Linked DNA regions of Homo sapiens: region 1 is linked to region 2. Evidence: chromatin loops called from intact Hi-C (ENCODE). Cell type or tissue: gastrocnemius medialis. All regions are shown on one strand. Region 1 holds the start of ZNF426 (zinc finger protein 426). Region 2 holds the start of ZNF561 (zinc finger protein 561).

The links. Hi-C counts contacts between places; a loop is a spot of excess contacts. Peaks named below come from ENCODE experiments on the same cell type or tissue, not always from the same donor. Only the 100,000 strongest peaks of a DNase experiment are listed, where the experiment ranks them.
Region 1: a loop joins it to region 2, with 9 times the contacts of the local background. A loop is called at or near these places in 4 of 110 quality-filtered maps.

Annotation. Positions count from the first base shown.
Region 1 is chr19:9,537,242-9,539,741 of GRCh38, reverse strand. It overlaps ZNF426 (zinc finger protein 426), which reads left to right and starts at 1,097. Exons shown (of 8, transcript NM_024106.3): 1 at 1,097-1,167; 2 at 1,397-1,483. It overlaps ZNF426-DT (ZNF426 divergent transcript), which reads right to left and starts at 1,076. Exons shown (of 2, transcript NR_134921.1): 1 at 744-1,076; 2 at 12-336. RefSeq lists enhancers at 1-75, 730-799, 1,000-1,049, 1,056-1,791. In gastrocnemius medialis, no CTCF peak of the experiment used is centred here; a DNase peak (open chromatin) is centred at 1,081; H3K4me3 peaks cover 2,381 bases; H3K27ac peaks cover 1,504 bases.
Region 2 is chr19:9,620,216-9,622,715 of GRCh38, reverse strand. It overlaps ZNF561 (zinc finger protein 561), which reads left to right and starts at 1,484. Exons shown (of 6, transcript NM_152289.3): 1 at 1,484-1,554. ZNF561-AS1 (ZNF561 antisense RNA 1) reads right to left here and starts at 1,234. Exons shown (of 4, transcript NR_122038.1): 1 at 1,071-1,234. RefSeq lists enhancers at 1,155-1,574, 1,723-2,305. In gastrocnemius medialis, no CTCF peak of the experiment used is centred here; DNase peaks (open chromatin) are centred at 1,225 and 1,485; H3K4me3 peaks cover 1,990 bases; H3K27ac peaks cover 1,630 bases.

The DNA of each region.
Region 1 (2,500 bases), 83 kb after region 2:
AATAGGCTTTGTGTTAGCAACAAGGCTGTTTATTCACTTGGGTGCAAGTGGGCTGAGTCCGAGAAAGGGGTCAGCAAAGGGAGATAGGGGTGGGGCAGTTTTATAGGATTTGGGTAGGTAGTGGAAAGTTAAAGGTGGTTATCTTTTGCTGGCAGGGCCGGGGGTCACAAGGTGCTCGGTGGGGAACTCCTGAGACTCGTCCAGAAGAAGAATGTCACAAGGTCAAGAGATCAGTTGGGGTGGGGCAGCAACAAATCACAATGGTGGAACGTCATCAGTTAAGGCAGGAACTGGCTGTTTCACTTCTTTTGTGGTTCTTCAGTTGCTCCAGGCCATCTGGATGTATACGTGCAGGTGACAGGGTTTATGATGATTTAACTTGGGCTCAGAGGCCTGACAAGTAGTTCAAGACCAGCCTGGCCAGCATGGCAAAACCCTGCCTCTACTAAAAATACAAAAATTAGCAGGGTGTGGCAGCATGCACCTGTAATTCCAGCTACTTGGGAGGATGAGGCAGGAGAATCGCTTGAACCTGGGAGGTGGAGGTTGCAGTGAGCTGAGATGGCTCCACTGAACTCCAGCCTTGGTGACAGAGTGAGATTTTGTCTCAAAAAAAAAGAAAAGATGTTTTAAAGCAAGGCAGAAAACCTAGAAATTATTTTTAAAAACAATTCTTTTAGCTGCATAGAAAATGTTTTTTACATCAAATGTTGAAATAGTAACAGAGCAAAAGACGTAGTTACCTATTTTCTACATGCATAACACATTGGCTCCTTCCCCTATGGCCGCCCTGCTGCGGCCTCGCCCACAGGCCTGGCTATAACTTCAACCTTTTCCTCTGGGCCTGGACCCACATTCCTCCCCGCCCCCTGCCCGTAGCCCTGCCCACAGGCTTGGCTCTAACCTCGACCTTGCCTTCTGGACCCATTTCTGCCTGCAGCCCCCACGCTGAGCCCACCCCAAGGTCCTCCGCAGCCAAGCAGATGGAAAGTAGAATTTTTCTGCCTCGAGGAGGTATTACACGGCAGAAACCCTAGTCCCGAAACCCCGCCTGGCCCGAGGCGGAGAGCGTAAATGACGTCAGCGGTGCGCCGTTCCTTTTGTGACGCCGGCTGTGAGCGCCTGAGAGTCTTTTTGCCTTTCAGAGTTAAGGCCTCACTGGCCTGGGTGAGTTCCGAGGAGATGAACTGGTTTTGGGGTGAAGGACGGGTTTGGCCCGGACGTTAGAGAGGCCTGGCCCGCTCTGCTCGTGTCTGCTGGGCCCGCTAGCGTCCGCTCGGACCGTCGCTCCTCGGGAGGAGTCGGGTTTATAGTTACGGTGTCCGCAGGGTGTTTTCATCTGTGCGCCCCTCTCCAAAGGCCTCCAAAGCAGCGTTTGTGAATTTTTTTCCGGCAGGAAAATAATTGCTGCCTTTTGCATCCGCGTTGGCTCCGTCCCCAGGATCTTCCCGGTTCAGGGACCTGGCGATTTCTGAGTGTTCCGGTGAGCACTGGGTGAAAGTTGGTTCTAGGGGGCCTTTTCTGTCTTCTCTTATGCAAACGAATGTTTCATCTGTAAGTTTGGTTTCGTCTTATTGTGTTGTGTTTTATTTTTGACCATTACTTTCATGGCGAAAGATAAAGATGCTTTTTAGGTTTATAGGGTGTGCGTATTTGTGTATGTGAATATAAACGTTTGTAGACCGCAAGTCTTTCTGCTAAAGAATACTAAGAATAATAATTCATTATCTTCGAATGGAGTTCCTAGGCCTGTACATCCCAAGAGAGCTTCTTAATCAGACCTCCAGAGGGAAAGGATGAAGGCTTTATTATTCTAGTATCACAATAATCAAATTTACAATGAACAGGATGGTTGGATTAAGGAGTTTGAAACCAGCCTGGCTAAGATGGTGAAACCCCGTCTCTACTAAAAATAGAAAAAAAATTAGCCGAGCGTGGTGGTGGGGTCTTGGAATCTCAGCTATTTGGGAGACTAAGGCAGGAGAATCACTTGAACCCAGGAGGCGGACGTTGCAGTGAGCTGAGATCGTGCCACTGCACTCCAGCCTGGGAGACAGAGTGAGCCTCCGTCTCAAAAGAAAAAAAAGAGAAACGAAGGATGTGTGCATTTTAAGCTACATTGATTGTATATCAATGAAAAAAAAAAAAAGCTGGCTGGGTACAGTGGCTCACACCTGTGATCCCAGCACTTTGAGAGGCTGAGGCAGGAAGATCTCTTGAGCCCAGGAGTTTAAGACCAGCCTGGGCAACATAGCAAGACTCCATCTCTCCAAAAAAAAAAAAAAAAAAAGAGTTAAATATTCTATACAGATGCCACCAAACTGAATATTTGTGGGCCTAGTCAGCCCTAGGACCCCTAGTTTGAGACCCCTGGGAGTAGGTGTGATCTATACCAGGAGTCCAGAACTGTGGTTTTTGTGACTTTAGGGTTTTAGTCTTATTGGTAGAAGGAGGCCTATAGAGTTTTTGTGAATTTGGTTCATGGATAATGAACTGCGGA
Region 2 (2,500 bases):
GAAGATGTTTTGACCCTTCTCAGCATTCCACAAGTTACTTCCTCCTTCCTTTGTTCTCCTCTACCCTTGCCTCTTTTAAAAAGTTATAAGTTGCTAGCCAGAACGTGAGGTCCCATTCCAGCCAGTGGAAACTGGACACAGCAGTAGGTTGGAAGCATCAGGTTATAAATGACCCTATCTCCTTTGTTTGGTGTACTCTCGTGGCAAAACTGCTGGTGAGTATACCGTTTCTGCAGGAAGTAAAAATGGCCTTGCTGAGTAAATTAAATTTATGTTCAAGTGCTAATTTCTTTATGGCACCAGGGAACAAGCATTTTGAACATGTATATTTATATATTTTTTATATATTTATATATTTATATGTATTTATACATATATGTTTATATATATATATATAGAGAGAGAGAGAGAGAGAGAGACAGGGTCTTGCTACTTTGCCCAGGCTGGTCTCAAACTCTTGGACTTGTAGAAAATGAAATAAATACAGGTTCCTCTTCAAAGGGACTTTCCTCCCAGTCTGATTGAAATAAATAGTAATCCCTCTTAGAAGCCAAATTTTCTCAAAGACCTGTGGTAATATTGTTAAATTCTGCCAGCCGTAATAAAGAAATCAATAGACTCTGTTTTTAGCTCCCACATTTTAGCCTAGATATTTGCCCTGGCATGCCTGAACTGGTCCAAGCAACTATTAGGTCATGGCCTATTCCTTTCCCTATTTAGAAGTGTTTTTGCCTCTCTCAACAGTCCACAAGTTACTTCCTCTCTTCCTTTGTTCTCCTCTGCCATTGCCTCTTTTGGGAAGTTCTAAGTTGCTAGCCAATCCAGTGAAGTACAGGAAGGTGAGGTCCCGTTCCAGCCAATGGAAGCTGGACACAGCAGAAGGATGGACACTTCAAGTTTAAAAAAACCCTGTCTCCTTTGTTAATGTGTGCTCTGGTGGCAAGACTGCCAGCCAGTGGCACCCATTCTGCAGAAAGTAAAACTAGCCTTGCTGAGATCCTTTGTCTCAGTGTTGATTTTGTGACACCAAGCGAGCACCCATTCCCAGCAGACTCAAGCTATTTACCTACCTTAGCCTCCCAAAGTGCAGGAATTACAGGCGTGAGCCACTGCGCTCGCCCGATAAAAGCTTTGGAGGAGCATCCCCCGGGGATGCGTCCCATCCCTCATCCCCGCCCTTCCAGCCCGACCGGCCACCTGAACCACCGGCTAGGCCGGGTCCCTCCTCTAAATCACCCCCCGAGTACGAGCCCCTCCCCTCGCCCACAGTTCCGTCTGGAGGCCCGGTTCTAACCTCACCTTTTTCTCTGGACCTAGTTCTGCATCCCCCTCCCTGAGCCAACCCCAGGCCCTTTCTGCACCCACCCGAGAGGAAACTAGAATTTCTGTGTTCTACCCGGTCCTACGTGGCTGAAACTGGAGCCCACGAGCCTCGCCCGGCCAGAGTGTTGAAGCGGAAGTGACGTCAGCGCACCACCGCCATCTTTTCCGGCGCTGGCTCCTCTCCGTCAGTGCGGTTTCGCCTTTATGGTGGTGGAGTCTGCCCAGGCTGTGGTGAGTTCCACCTCCTTGGCGGTCCCGGGGATAGCAGGGGGCGGCAAAGGAATGATTGCGCGCTGTCGCCTAGGAGCCTCTCAGATCCGCTTCACTTCACTCGCTTCTCCAGGGACTATCAGTCCTCCCTGTGCGTCCAGTTCGGAGAGGCTGCGCGCTCTCTCGGCTCACTGCAACCTCTGCAACCTCTGCCTCCAGGGTCAAGCAGTTCTCCTGCCTCAGCCTTCCGAGTACCTGGGATTACAGGCAAGTGCCACCACGCCCGGCTACTTTTTCTATCTTTAGTAGAGATGGTTTTGCCATGTTGGCCAGGCTGGTCTTGAACTCCTGACCTTAGGTGATCTGTCTGCCTCGGTCCCCCAAAGTGCTGGGATTATAGGTGTGAGCCACTGCACCCGGCCGACTTTTGAAAATTTTAGATTTTGTTCTTAAGTCATCTTAGGTACGTAATGAAGTTATCAATAACACACGTGGCTGGTGACTACTGAATTGTTCTGTGCAGGTCTGCACTGTCTTCTGGTCATATGGCGGGGGGGTAACACCATATACAGGAGATCAGGCTCTAGGGACAAGTATCAGACCGACTACTAGGGTTGTTTGAGTGTAGGTTTTTTTCAGTATTAAATAGAAGTAATGGGCCAGGCATCGTGGCTTATGCTTATTATCCCAGCACTTTGGGAGGCCAAGTCAGGAGGATTGTTTGAGCCCAGGAGTTTGAGACTAGCCTAGGCAATCTGGTGAAAACTTGTCTCTACTAAAACTACAAAAAATTAGCCGGACCCAGTGGTGTGCACCTGTAGTCCCAGCTAGTTGGGGGGCTGAAGTGGGAGAATCACTTAAGGCCAGGAGTTCAAGACCAGCCTGGCCAATATGGCGAAACTGCGTCTCTACTAAAAATGCAAAAATTAGCCAGGCATGGTAGTGCATACCTGAAATCCCAGCTACT